3 separate regions of the Mus musculus genome follow, and regions 1 and 2 are each linked to region 3. Evidence: chromatin loops called from intact Hi-C (ENCODE). Cell type or tissue: heart. All regions are shown on one strand.

Evidence for each region. Hi-C counts contacts between places; a loop is a spot of excess contacts. Peaks named below come from ENCODE experiments on the same cell type or tissue, not always from the same donor. Only the 100,000 strongest peaks of a DNase experiment are listed, where the experiment ranks them.
Region 1: it touches region 3 in a loop (4-fold over the local background); 6 of 42 quality-filtered maps call a loop at or near these places.
Region 2: it touches region 3 in a loop (5-fold over the local background); 37 of 42 quality-filtered maps call a loop at or near these places.

Annotation. Positions count from the first base shown.
Region 1 is chr8:47,929,864-47,934,863 of GRCm38, forward strand. The region is part of intron 1 of Wwc2 (WW, C2 and coiled-coil domain containing 2); the gene reads right to left. Among named protein-coding and RNA genes, the nearest start is that of Gm39173, 17 kb to the right of the region's middle. In heart, a CTCF peak has its summit at 2,307; a DNase peak (open chromatin) is centred at 2,348; H3K4me3 peaks cover 867 bases; H3K27ac peaks cover 3,800 bases.
Region 2 is chr8:47,864,843-47,869,842 of GRCm38, forward strand. Wwc2 (WW, C2 and coiled-coil domain containing 2) reads right to left here. Exons shown (of 23, transcript NM_133791.5): 10 at 4,937-5,000; 11 at 3,330-3,949. Among named protein-coding and RNA genes, the nearest start is that of Cldn22, 43 kb to the left of the region's middle. In heart, a CTCF peak has its summit at 2,436 (motif pointing right); a DNase peak (open chromatin) is centred at 2,429.
Region 3 is chr8:48,014,452-48,019,451 of GRCm38, forward strand. No RefSeq gene overlaps it. Among named protein-coding and RNA genes, the nearest start is that of Gm32052, 7.4 kb to the left of the region's middle. In heart, no CTCF peak of the experiment used is centred here; a DNase peak (open chromatin) is centred at 2,280.

The DNA.
Region 1 (5,000 bases), 85 kb before region 3:
GAGGCGCCAGCGCCAGCATCCTCTCTCCTTCCAATGCCCATCTTCTGCCCGGTTCTCCTTTTCAGCGTGTTTGTCCTTTAAGATTTCATCTTTAAAATTAACTTAAGTGCCTTCCTCGTCTCTGGGATGACACCAATTAGAGACATTTTATAAGCTTGGAAAATCTTTTTCCCATTCAAATATTTTCACTGTGTTTGCATTTCTCGGTTTGTTCAGTCCACAGACGTTCTACTGGTTTTTCATCTTTGTATGCCAGGCACCTAGCAAGATGTGAGGTGCTTGACAGACAGACCTGAAGGGAAAACAACAAGTGGACACGTGATTTCCAGCCAGCTGTTTCCACCTGACAGTGCTACAGGACCACCTACGACCACAGCAAACCTAACTCACACAGACTGCAACCCGTGATGCCCCCTCCAAAGTTCCATCCCTCACCTCCATCTGTCCCCACACACAATCTGATCTTAGAAAACGGCAGCAGCAGCAGGAACTCAGACACTCAGGCCGGGATGCTTCCTCCTCCAACAGCCAGTTACTGAGTCCATCAAAGCCCTATAGGCTGACTCTCTGGAATCAAAGCCACTGGCGTGTCTGCTCCGGAACTGCGACCAAGGTTTAGTCCCTCTGTGCTCCCTTCTCCACACAGCAGCTGTGGTCTCTTGAACACAGTTTTTTAGATCTTGTTCTGCAAAATGTCAACAGGAACCAGGGACGGTGTCCCACGCCTTGACTCCCAGCACTCGGGAGGCAGAAGCAGGCAGAGCTCCGGGAGTTTGAGGCTAGCATGGTTTACAGAGTGAGTTCCAGAACAGCCAGGACTACATAGTCAACAAAACAAACAAACAAACAAACAAACAAACAAACCAAAATACTGCAATGTTACCAGGAAATTACAAGACTGCACCTTCTTTGTTAAACACTGCATCATTGTAGCAGATACTCAGTTCCCACGCTCTTCTCTTCAGAAGTACCTTCTACAACAAGTAGCTGTCTCTCTAGACCTTCCCTGGAGCCTGTGTTGTACATCAGCAACACACTGGGGTTGACCTTTCACTTGTCATATTACTTCCTTCACCGTGAGATCACAGACTGGACTTTGCAGTACAGCCTGGTGCTGATGGGAATTTTAATCATCCTCAAACAACGCCGTATCAAGTAGCCTTGGATAAGCTCTAGGTTAGATACGGACTGGTATGTTGTCCGATGTAGGTTTATAAAGGTGAACTCAGAAGGGTGGCACCTGTCACACAGCTACACACACGCATAAACTGTGTGGGTGAGTGATGGGAACAAGGTGCTGGACCGGAGAAAGTTTTGGGTTGCCATGGCCGTGAAGCTTTTCAGGAAGGAGTGCTGAGATATATCAGATATCTAGCTAGTTAGTGAAGCATGATCATTCACTGACAGGACGTCACCTAACTGGTCCCCATGGAACTGCAGTCAGTGCTCTTCCTGCATCCCGCAGATACCTCTCATTTCATATAGGCACCCAGCACTGAAGGCCACGAAGGCATCACAGCAGATTCCCAGACAATTAAGTCCAGTCTGACTCTTCCAAAGGAAGCTTTGAGAAGGTAAACGAGTCCGGCAGCTTCTACACACCTGCAGCTGCTCACGCTGGAGGGAAAGCACAGCCAGAAGCAGGCGTGCTGTGTGTGCAGGCTTGCTGTGTGTGCAGGCATACTGCCTGTACAGGCGTACTGTGTGTGCAGGCGTATTGTGCCAGGGTGTGGGCACGTAGGGAAGGGACATCTGCATCCATAAACATTGCTGGGTTTCTTAGGAACACTGGCTAAAGGCTTTTTAATTTAGATATAATTCAATTACAGCCAGATTCTACAGAATGTCTACACAGATATTTTATATAAGATGAGGGAACTTTCTTATTTACTTTCCCTAAATCCTGATGAATGCCAGAAAAAAAGGGCAAAAAAAAAAAAATTCAGACTTTTATTTAAATTTCTGATTGAAATATTTTTAAAATCTGCATTTAAGTTATCGACATTAGAATCCAATTTGATGTCTTTGTAGTATATGTAATATTTGGCCAAGGCAGACTGGAGGTTCCGCAACACGTTTTAGTGACAGACTGGCCATGTGATGGTTTGCATGAGTGCTTCTGGACTTGCATCTTCAGTTGACTTGCTATATAAGCAAGGGGTCACTAGAGTTTACCAGCTGTTTATTTCCTTAGCAGTGTGGACCAATGCGAGTGTGCTGTCTGTCACAGACCCCTCCGTGCTTGACTCGCTGATGCCATTTTCCCTCTGCACAGTCCCTTCTCCCGCAGGGTTGGGAAGACAAACAAAAGGTGGCGCTCCTCCTTCAGCACTCAGTGTGTCTGACTCTGTGGACCACATCTGTACTGATGACGCCCATCCGTCACACAGAGTCACTCCCACAATACCACTAGCCTTTGCTATTGTACTACAGCACCGAGCGCTGGCCCTGAGAACAACATGCACACAGATGGAAAGAATCACGGGTTTTTCTAAAGCTCCTAGATTGGAATTTCAAGACTCAAATATCAGAAAAGTGAGCAATGCTGCTAAGCAGCCTAAGGAATGGCATTGACATGCTACAAATCCATTCCATACTGCACGCGTGCTTTGCTAGGTAAACATATGGCTGGATTTCTCCACTGTGGTGTTTCCTCCTCCTCGCTAGCCTGTGTTTTCTTCTGGCATAGCACCAGATCCGCCAAGCACTAAAAGTTAGACATATGGAATGTGAGGAATGTCTGATAACTTCAGAGATCAGCCCTTAGTCATAAACAAAAATGCATGCCCTTTGAGCTTAGCCTCAGACTCCATTTGAGGCAAACAAAAGCCATGAGGCTGAGTGCAGGCACAGGGGACAAGGTGACACGCAAGGTGACATGGGCTGGGCTGGGCCAGGCGAGCTCTAGATAGAGCTGCTCACAGAAACACCGTCCCTTTATTCTAAAAGCTGATGAGCCACGCAGACCAGAGCCTCGCTGAGGCTTAGAGCAGTAAGTAGCACAGGAGTTAGGAAAGACCACTATCATCAGTGAACAATAAAAGATGTTCTGTCCCTGCCGGCTTTCACCAACCCCTCCTTATCAGGGACATATCTTTAGTAATTTAGCCGATTCTATAGGAACAAGTATGTTCAAAATTAGATAGAACCAAAACTCAAAACAACATAAAATAAATGACTTAAGGATTTGCTCTATTCCGATGAATTAGGAATGTCAAACTGAGTATTTATCTCAACTGAATTATTTTCCCTTGAGACAGGGTTTCTCTGTATAGTAGCTTTGGAACAGCTGTTCTAGAACTCACTCTATAGACCAGTTCGAAGCTCCTCGAACTCACAGAGATCTGCCTGGCTCTGCCTCCCAAGTGCTGGAACTAAAGGTATTCGCCACTACACCTGGCTCAATTGAACTATGAAGGGAAATAAACTTCTGAAAGGAAACAAACATGGTGGCTCACAACTGTCACTAACTCTAGTCCCAGGGGACCAGGTGACCTCTTCTAGCCTGAGGGCACTGCATACACAAGGTACACTGATGTAAAGTTAGGCAAACAATCACACACAAAAAATAAAAATAAACAAAAACTTAAAAAAAAACCATAAATGCAAAGGAATAAAGGAGGGGTCATAGACAAGAGCACCTTAATTAGGGGTAACAGAGAAATGGTAGAGAGGTGACTTAGCAAACCAGAAAAATGGGGAAACCAAGTCACCAAAGAAAAAGCCCAGAAGCAGATCAAATCGCACTGCAAGAGCCTGAAATGGGCTTCCAGCTTCCAAGACTTCACTGTAGCCTGCGCCTGGGAAGCCAGTTAGGAAACAGCGCACCAGAGCTGGCAGGGAGGGAAGAATCAATTCTCTGCAGAGGCTCAACCAGAGGCGCTGGAGACTTGCAGGCCAGCATCTGGTGCAGCTTACAGAAAAGGTGCCTTGTCAGAAACAAAAAAAATGGAGGCAATGTGAACTCACTGAGAGCAAGCTTCCCCAGTTCCCTTGCAGGTCGTTTCGGAGAAGCCCAGGCACTGGGCTGACATTTGTCGGGCTGGGGACGGATTGAGTTGTACCATGGAATGCTAACTAAGGGCCAAGAGGAAAGGCGGGCTGCTGAGGGTGCCCCAGTGATACACAGGCTGTGCCTGAGTACTGCTGCACACTCCCTAGTGCACAGCTTGCACACAGTCCTTTGTGTCTCCTCCTTTAATATCACTAAAAGCTGTGTGTGTCATGAAGGCCAGGCCCTGCTGCAGCAAAACCCTCCACATCTCATATCCTCCTCCCTCAAGCCAAGCCCAGCATTGTCGAAGCTGCCTCTCCAGACAGTGAGCCTCCGCGTGGCTCAGCATCCCTGACTGCACCTTAGATGTCCACACCTCCAACCGGAACAAGCATCAGAAACGGGAGGGACGGGGACACGCATACCATTTCTGCTCTTAATCACTAGCCAAAGTAAATTACTGGGAAGAAAGGTCATTAGTCCCTGGATCTGACTAGAAAAAAAGAGCAGAATGGCTGAGATTAGCTACCCCATTTTCAGACTACACAATTATATACGAAGCCCCCAAAGCCCCCACCAAAAGGCGCTTGGAACTAATACACAAATTTAGCAAAGCAGCCATATTAAAAATATGTAGTTTTTATTCAGGCCATGATGGACTTCCTGAGAATGGAATTAAGAACATTTCATCACAGCCTCAACAACTACCACCATCTAGGAATAAGTCTAACCAACAAGCTGAAAGACACCACCAATAACAAATTACCAGATACAAAACCCTGACGAAAGGAAGTGAGGGAACTAGAAAATGGAAAGGCGTGTCATGCTCATGGATTGGCAGAATTGATAGATACTGTGAAATGGAAATGTTACTGAAAGTAATCTATAGATTCAATGCAATCCCCATCAAAATACCAATGACATTCCTCACAGAAATAGGAAAACAATCACCCTAAAATTCATATAAAAACACGAAAGACTCAAGTCCAAGCAATCCTGCTGAAAA
Region 2 (5,000 bases), 150 kb before region 3:
CGTGCTTTGCCGGCATTTATAGAAATACACCATGTGCATGCAGTACCCATGGTGGCAGTGGGTGGATAGTCGGGAGTTACTGGCGGTTGTGGCCACCATGTGGATTCTGGGAACTGAATTCCAGTTCTCTGCGAGAGCATCGACTGCTCTTAACCACTGAGGCAGCAGCTCTCCAGGCCCACCACTATTAGATACCAATAGAAGGCATGTTTATGTAAGCAAGTGTGCGCATGCGTGTGTATGATGCACTCGTGGAGGTCAGAGGAGAACTCCTGCCATCATGTGGGCCCTGGGGATGAAATTCAGACTGTCCGTCAGTCTGGGGTGCAGCTGCCTTAACCCCCTGACCATCTCACGGGTCTTTGCCCTACATTACTTTAAGGCAAGGGATATAGAATTCCCACTCTCCCAGCTTCTCTGCTTGGGCTTTCATCAGCCACTCCAACACTGGAAAGTGAGCGTGGCTCCCACCAAGCACTGGTGCTACTCTTTCTTCAACTACTGCAGCTATGAAAGAGTTTGCTCTCTACACTGACTGCTCCATCCGCGTTACTCTTCTATCAGAAACGAAAGAGAAAACATCTTTGACTTAGAGGAATTCTCACCAGCTAGCAATATCACTAAAAAACAAAACAACTTTTCTTTTCTTTTTTTTTTCTTGGTGCTACTGAATCTTTAGCAGCAGCTACCACTTAGAGCTTTTATCTCTAAACTCATATTCATACACCAGCATCCTGCAGGGTGCAAGGAGCACGCATTTAAAGCCCGCTCTATACTGTAATAAGCTGCAAGCCCGAGGAGTGACTTTCATCCTCCAGTGAGTGAGCCTAGGGGCCAGTGGCGTGCGTCCCGGCCCCCCTCTGAGTCGTGACTTTACATCCGTTAAGATGTTTAAGTTTTAAGGTTTCAGATTGCAGGATTGACTGCTGCATTCTCTCTCGTTTCTGCGGTGGGGATGCTTTTTCCTTGATGATGAAGTGCCTTCCCTTTGCCACCCCCTTGTGTGAGGGCTGAGGTGGCGGCATGATTTATTGATTCCCCGCAGGAATAACGGAGGCAGACTGAAAACTGACTCTGACAATGACAGAGACTGACTGTGGGAAGACTTCATGGTTATGCCACCTTGGTTTCTGTCATTCAGCAGGGATTGGTGCAGAGAAGCAAACAGGGACTCAGCTTCATGGCATAGGTCCTCAGAAAAAGGGTCCTTCCAAGCGCACCCTCCCTTTAAGAGGTGGGACGCTGCTCCTCGAATAGGCCATGCACTGGTGCTCTGATGTTAGCCTGGATGCTTGGACAGCATGCCTTCTGCTGTTTTCAGACAGGGAATGGGAAGCAAACCTCAAACAAAGCCCTCATGTGCACTTCTTCAAGTCTTGGGGTACAAGATGGAACCCAGGGCGACAGGTGTTGCAGGCAAGCACTCTGCCACTCAACTGGGGACTCAGGATCACTGTGAGGGACCTTGGGCTGAAGTTCTCGGGACTCTCCCCAAGTCTCAGCATCTCCCCTCAGGTACTGGGTTCTCCATGGTGACAGGATATTGAGAAATGTTGACTAGAGAATATTCCAAATATAAAAAGTGCAAAAATCAGTTGAAGATACTCAGAGAGTGTCAGGGCCTGAAAGGCAAAAAAGGCAAGAAGGACGGCATATCCACAGAGCGCTGGGCTTTTTCTTTTGTGCCCAACCTGCAGCGCTGTATGGGCAGTGCCGTGCACCTGTGTGCATGATTTCCACGCACTGAGTGTGTGTGTGTGCCAGGCAGGCTCCCTTGGCGTTAACCCCTTGAATTCTGTGAGGGTGACTGCAGAGGAGGAACGGGTCTTGAAGACAGGGGAGCATGCTCGCCAAAACAGCCCTGAGTATAGTGAAGAGTGTAGGCACAGGCACAGTGAGGCGTCCACTGCACGTCTTACACAGGCCCCCGGGAGGCCCCACAGTGGTTCTCTGATGTGAGAGCCGCTATGGACACCTCTCCCATGTGTTTACATGCAAGTGTGTGTGTGTGTGTGTGGTCTTTTACTTTATATAGGCATTTAAACTGTAGTGTTGGCACCTCTCTGAAAGAGGGCATGCAAATTATAAAAAGGTTTCCTCCATCCCAGGACACTAATGAGAACACAGAACTCCAGCAGTCAGTGTCAGAAAGCCCTACGCCAAGCTGTATGCATCTTTAAAGATGACAACCGGCCAATCAATTAATACATAGGATTCCAACACTTGTGCATACAAAGGAAAAAAAAATCTTCTTAAACCAGCAAGGACCAGGTTCTACAGAGGCCAAAGCACACTGACTGCACAGGACTGCCTGCAGGAGCAGAGAGTTCGCTTGCCTCAAGACCAACAGAGCGGACCATCAACAGAACACAGCATACAGTGAGGAAGGCCCTGCTCTGCCCATCTCCTCCAGAGCTGCAGTGGTGAGAGCCGCCAGCAGGTGGCAGAGCAACGCTGGACACTGAGTTGCAGCTGCTAAGGAACTTGGGCAGAAGAGGAGGCTGGCACACACCAAAACCTGTGTTTATATAGAATTCCCCGAGCAAGCTACACACTGAACCTTCGTGTTAATTAGCAAATATGCTAAATGACTTTGTTTTCATCTGTTTCGGGTCGATTTGAAAGAGAACGCCCTCGCCTCTTTGCTGTTTCTGAACCAGGATCCAGGTGGAAGGGTGGCCTGCTGACAAAACCCATCGTAGGCATCTCCCTCCCACAGAGCAGCCCTGGACCACAGAGCAGCGGAGTCTAGTAAAGAGGAAGGCAGTATGTTTTGAGTATGTACACGGATGTGTCTGTATGCACAGTCTGTAAACATGTGTGCTTGTATGTCTAGGTTGGCAGTTGACACCGGGTGTCTTCAGTAACTCTCCACCTTACTTTTGGGGAGTCTCATCGAGTGTGTGGGAGCTCTGCAGATCTGTCTGGCTTGGCCAGGAAGGCCTGGGGTGCCCCCACAACACACACACCTCTGCCTCCCTACCTGGGAAGACAGGAGTGAGTTGTTGCAGTTGCTTTTCTGTTGCTGATGAGGATCTGAACTGATCTTCATAGTTCATAGACTGCACCACCTCCTCGTGGTAGACAGGATGCCTAGCATGTGCAAGGCCCTGGGTTTGACACCCCAGTACCACTGAGCTAAATATATCCCCCTATCTGGAAAAGCAATTTATATTTGACAAAGGAAAAAAAGTCCAAGTATAGAATAAATACTCCTTAAAGGACACCGGGGAGAAAGAGGACCGTATACTTTCTTTATATGAAGAAGAGCAGTGCAATCCTTCCTAAAATGGCTTGGGGGTGGTGGCAAAGCGAGGGTCTGCACTTACCTGTTGCGCCCTCACACAGCAGCTCCCCAGGGCAATCGCTCAGGCCTTTATCCTCAAGGAGAGGTTGGGATGCTCCTCCCGAGTCTGAATCCAGCAAGGCCTGGTTTTCACCAAGGCCAACGTCAGCAAAGCGGCGACTCAGCTCGCAGTCCTCAAAGTCGGTAGGGAACTGGTGTGGAGAGGTGTCATGGGAGGACCCTGGAAATACGCTGTCCAGGACAAGAGGAGAGCCGGGAGGCGACAAGGAGGAGAGAGAGGACCTGGAGGACAGGGATGCCACTGACTTGGAGGCCTCCGTCAGTGGGGTTGTGTGGCTGCTGGCTGTCACTCCCACCCCACAGAGCCCACTCTGGCCGGGCTGGCTGGGGGACTTGACCACCTCATTTTCGTGGATGGTGGTGATGGGTCCGGAAGGAATGTAGCCACCCTTCTCTTGAAGAAGGAAGTCCAGTTTATACTGATAGTCTGTGTCCATCTGGTCGCCCTGGCTGCTGTAATAGAGTTCACTGGAACTGAGGGAGTTGAGTGACCCCCTGCTGGAGGTGTTCAGAGAGCCCCGACTGGAGGCCAGGGACCCTAGACTGCTCCCAGATGACATGGACAGTGTGCTGGAGGAGAGGCTGGAAACAGGAGAACAACACACTGTAAACTCTGCGTTCCACAACAAACACAGCTACAGGCCCCGGTGGCTCCCACAGCCCAGGCAGAGGACGTCTCTACTGGAACACAGACTTCCCTACCCACTCACTACTGTCACCAACCTGGCTCTCCACATACACCTCATCAATCACAGCTACCAGGAGTGGTGGCGCACGCCTTTAATCCTAGAACTTCAGAGGCAGACAGATATCTGAGTTCAAGGATAGCCTAGTCCACATAGCCAGCTCTAGGATAGCTACACAGAGAGTCTCTGTCTCAAAAATACATACATACATTAACTAGTCTTTTAAAAATTTAATGATCCAAGCGGGTAAAGCGGTGTACACCTTTAATCCCAACACTCAGGATTCAGAACCAGGTGGACCTCTGAGGTCAAGTTCAGCCTGGTCTACATATCCAGTTCAGGCCGAGCCAAGGCTTCACAGTAAGATTATCGTTCCCACTACCAATGATGCACCTTTTGCAAAATTTAAATTTAAAAAAAAAATCAAATGCCTTGCAGAGTCATCCACAGCCACTTCATACTTCATACAGGGCAGCTTCTGTCGCTAAGGAGAAAGGCTTCCTATGAAGGCCACCGAGCCCCAGCTCACCAGGAATGCCAGGGTGACATGCTAAGCCGTGCCAGAAAGTCACATCAGCGATTTCACAGGGACCTTCCAGCTCGTCGGTAACAGGTGGGATAACGGCTGTGATAAGGTATTTTCTCAAGTCTTGAGTGACAGATAAAGTCAACCCTCTTTCTGTGGGGTATTTCAAAATGCATCCTAAATATAAACAAGGATTTTGGAGGGGAAAATGTACTTCTGCATTTGGTACTTCAGACATTAATTGAGTGAGGGTAACTGACTTGTTCACTTTTAAGCAGCTAAAAACCAACTAAAGAGGACCAGGCCGTGCCTGGACGCTGTGGGAAACAGTTCCCTTGAAGAACATAGCTAGCTTACCTTTGAAGTTGCGAGTACAAGGAAGTAGTTAACTTAGTAGTTTCTTCAAGTTTCTGTAGCAGCT
Region 3 (5,000 bases):
GGAAATAAAATGAAGGCAATTCTGAGTTTCTGCACAAATGCTATTGTGGTGCGTTCGAATGAAAATGACTCATAAGGAATGGCGTGATTGGAAAGGATTAGGGTGAATGGCCTTGCTGGAGTAGGCGTGGCCTTGCTGGAGTGGGCATGGCCTTGCTGGAGTAGGTGTGTTGTCACTGGGGGTGAGCTTTGAAGTTTCAGAAGTTCACTGTCTTTTCCTGCTGCCTGCCCATCCAGATGCAGAACTCCCAGCTACCTCGCCAGCCAGCACCATGTCTGCCTGTGTGCTGACATGCCCCCCTGCCATGAAGATAACCATGACGGAACCTCTGAACTGTAAGCCAGCCCCAGTGAAATGTTTCCTTATAAAAGTTGCTGGGGTCATGGTGTCTCTTTACAGCAATAAAACCCAAACTAAGTCAGCTATTTTTCCACAGTTTTGTTTTGAGGCTGGGTCTCACTTGGTAGCCCTGGCTAGCCTGGAACTCACGATAGAGACCAGGCTGGTTTTGAGCTCACAAAGATCTGCCTGCTTCTGCGCGCTGAGTGCAGGCATTAAAAGCATTTGTCACCATGTCCTGCCCAGAGACAGATCTTACCTCCATGCATTCTTAGTCCCTGTTACACAATGACTGTGGAGTTAGCTCAGTCATTTGGATGTCTTCAACCCTTATACACCTTGGCTTAGAACTTCGAGGCTGCCATACCCTCTCCAGCGGTTTCTAATGGTTCATGTCAAGGATCACTCTGGAAACCAGCAGAAGTGTAAGACTTCATCCACTGCAATCAAATGCAAGTTCTGTACGGCCAATGACCTGGGCCTGAATGTCAATATTCTGTCTTAAAAAAAAAAAAAAAAAGCCACACACGCAGGGCTCAGGTGTTGGAGCCTAGTCCTGTGTGAGGCCATGTGTTTGATCCCCCAGACTACAACAGAGAAAACCACAGTCTATTTCCCAGGTTTCTTGTCTTTCTCATGGCTTCTGTCAGTCTCCATTAACAAGTCTTAAGAACGCACGCCTTTAATCCTAGCACTCAGGAGGCAGAGGCAGGAGAATTTCTGAGTTCGAGGTCAGCCTGGTCTACAAAGTGAGTTCCAGGACAGCCAGGGCTACACAGAGAAACCCTGTCTCAAAAGAAAAAGAAAAAGAAAAAAAAAAAACCTATTTGTTTTACCAGGCAGCAGTGGTGCGTGCCTTTAATCCCAGCACTTAGGAGGCAGAGGCAGGCAGATTTCTGAGTTCGAGGCCAGCCTGGTCTACAGAGTGAGTTCCAGGATACACAGAGAAACCCTGTCTTGAAAAACCGAAAAAAAAAAAAAAAAAAAAAAAAAAGAGGAGAAGAACAATTTGTTTTACTTTCTGATTATTTACTTTCAACTTTCAAGCTATTTTGGTGCCATCTCTCAGCATGGACTAGGAGGAAGGTTTTTGAGAAAGGGCTCCTTTGGGAGCTGTAAATATAGTTTTTAATCATTTTTACATGATTTAAAAAAAAATTTATACCCAGAGGCATATCCATATATGACTAAGCCTGAAAAAATGAAACATCTAATAATTGTATTTGGGGAAATAGGTCAATTCAAGGCTACAATTAAAAAGGTGTCATGGTGTAGCCATAGTTGTTCCTGAACGTCGACCATCAAAACTGTTGACAGATTACCCATTGCATGTTTTTTTGTTTGTTTGTTTGTTTTTTGTTTTTGGCTTTTTGAGACAGGGTTTCTCTGTGTAGCCCTGACTGTCCTGGAACTCACTTTGTAGACCAGGCTGGCCTCGAACTCAGAAATCTGCCTGCCTCTGCCTCCTGAGTGCTGGGATTAAAGGCGTGCGCGACCACTGCCCGGCACATGTGTTTTTTTTTTTTTAATAAAAAATTTGTACATATGTATTTGTGTGTTCACGGGTGTGCGTGTGTGTACATGTGTACACACACAGCGTTTGTGGAGGTCAGAGGACAGCTTTCAGAAGTTGGGTCTGTCCGCCATGGAGGCCTGGGAGATCAAATAGAGGTTATCAGGTTAGTTAAGGAGCTGATCGACCCGATTCCATGTGTGCTTAGCTTCATTGTAGAAATGTGTTTGGGGGGCAATATGCAGAGACTACATTGGAAACAGAATTCTGTTAACGAGATTGCTTCAGCCGTACTTCACCTGATTAGAGAAAAGCCATATGAATCTTTATGTTCTGAGCTACATGTAGCTACTTCCGCATGCCCAGGTTTTTGTTGGGACAACCAAGGGGCCATGAGTTGCTGCTGCCACCTGGTGGTCAAAATGGGTAACTAACATCTGCCCCCCAAACACGCTGGAGCATCCTACCTAGAGTTCGGCTGGGTTCTACTCTGGGTAGTGAACTCTTATTGAATTTCTAGGAAGGCCAGGGGGATGTGACAATCACTCTGGGGGACAGGTATGGATCCCTTCGACCTTTCTTTGTTTTACTGTTCGAAATTAAGTCTGTTTAATTCCACACAGTTGCGTTCTTGGAACCCGTAAGATCTTCTGAGCTTTCTCTCTCCATCCTTGGGCTCCTCCCCAGTTCAGCTTCTTCTTTCGGAGATTCCTTTCTTGAACCATCGGTGACACTAACCACGACTTTAAAGCACGAGTGTTATGTTGTCCAGCATTCCTTCAGATAAATTTAAAAAAAATTTTCTTTTGCGAACTTCTAAAGTCCTCAGAAGGCTCCAGATAGCGTTCTCCCCAAATCTCCTTCTTTGTCTTTGTACCTAGCTCTTTGTGTGTCTCCCACTCATTTTTTTTTTTAATGAGGCGCAGACATAGAGGAAAAAGGACCGACCCGTCTCCTCCATTTTCAATTTTCTAGAAATAATAAATGTTGCTTCTTACTACTTTTATCATAAATATTCAAATCACTTCAACTCACTGTGGATTGAATCAGCCTTCTTAGGGGTGTTTGCAAATATAATCATTACTAATAAAACTGTTTTTAGGAAGAATTTATTTTGAATTTGAACAAATAGCTTAAAAGCTTTGGAACTGTGGGCTACTTCACCATGGCCATTTTCTGCAGCTGAAAAGCAGATAAATCGAAGGCTGTTTTGTTTCTAATCAAAAAGTATTTGCTACTCCACAGAGTAATTTATCATGCACTTTAAATAACATGATTTTTTTTCTTCAATGCGCTTAAAATGGGATGCGAGTGCAGAACATTGCCAGGCAATGGTGGTTATAAAACTCCAAAGAGGCCACAAGCACAACCACAGAAACCAAGAGGGACTTCACAGATTCAGAATTCCGTTTGCAGGGCTGGAGAGATGGCTCAATGGTTAAGAGCACTGACTGCTCTTCCAGAGGACATAGGTTCAATTCCCAGCACCCACATGGAGGCTCACAGCCTTCTGTACCTCCAGTTCTAGGGGATCCAACACCCCTTCCCAGCTTCCCTGGGTACCAGGCATTCTCGTGCAATAAACATGTAAGCAAAACACTTATACACATAAAATTAAAATGTAAATAAGTAGAAGAGGAAACCGGAGTTCTGTTTGCTTCAAGGGCAAAATGTTTTTACTTGCAAGCAAAATGAACAACCGTCAGGACTAATCATGCCGTGGATCGTGTTACCTTCCCAGAAATCTCCAGAGTTTTTGGCGGGTGGCTCAGACAAAGGGTGTGTGCAATTGTGCAATTATGATTTTGATATAGACATGCCAGCGTCAACTTGTCTTCTATAGAAACTACGGTGGGTGTCTTGGTTAGTGTTTTACTGCTGTGAACAGACACCATGACCAAGGCAGCACTTATAAAGGACACTATTTAACTGGGGCTGGCTTACAGGTTCAGAGGTTCAGCCCATTATCATCAAGGCAGGAAGGAGCATGGCAGCATCCAGGCAGGCATGGTGCAAGAGGAGCTGAGAGTTCTACATCTTCATCTGAAGGCTGCTAGTGGAATACTGGCTTCCAAGCAGCTAGGATGTAGGTCTTAAAGCCCATACACACAGTGACACACCTACTCCAACAGGGCCACACCTTCTAATAGTGCCACGCCCTGGGCCAAGCATATACAAACCAGCACTCACTGTGGTCATTTTCCTTTCTTCCTTTCTCCCTCCTTCTTTCCTCCTTTTTTTTTTTTTTTTTTTTTTTTTTTTCCTTTAGGGCAGAGTCTCTCTACATAGTTCAATTGTCCTGGAATTCTTTCTAGACCAGGCTGGCCTGGAACTCACAGAGATCCACCTGCCTCTGCCTCCCCAGTGCTGGAACTAAGTGTGTGTACCATCGGTACACCATTGGTAATTGGTATACCAATTACCAATCACATTTCTACACTTTAGCTTTTAACAGCCAAAGATACCATCACCAAGAAAATCACTTCTCCCTGGAGAAGAAAACTATACTCACTCGGAAAGACCAAGTTACAAACAAAACAAAACAAAACAAAACAAACCAACAACAGCAACAACAAAAAGTAAAGAAGAGTGTTTGAATTAAATGTGAAGAGGACCGTCCATAATGATGGTAATGATGATGATAGTGGTGGTGATGGTGATGATGGTAAGGAGGACATACATTATGATGGCTTTAAAATATATTCTTACATCCTGGCCATATCTGGGAATGGGGTCAGGATGTTTACTGACTTTCTGTTGTAGGTCACAGACACATCGTGACCATTTAAGGGTAGCTCCTAAATGAATGAAAGTAAACCTACAACTTTAAAGTAAGTGGAAAATAGAAGGGAGGGATGCCACCCCCCCAGACGCCATCCCCCCACGTCCCCACTGCCTCGATGATTTAGCAGGAGAACTGGAAGGAGAATTAGGAGCAAAGAAACCCACAGGCGTCTAACAAACGCACTATACTCAAAGTGAACCCAGTGTCTTAGTCGTTCAAACAAGCACAAGCGAAGGACCTCGGGGTGAAAGCACGTGCCACAACTGCCTGAACTTGGACCCCCAGCACCTGAGTAAAAAGCTGCATGCAGGAGATGGAAAGGACCTGGAACTTTGCAAGCAAGCTAGGCTGGTATAGCAGTAA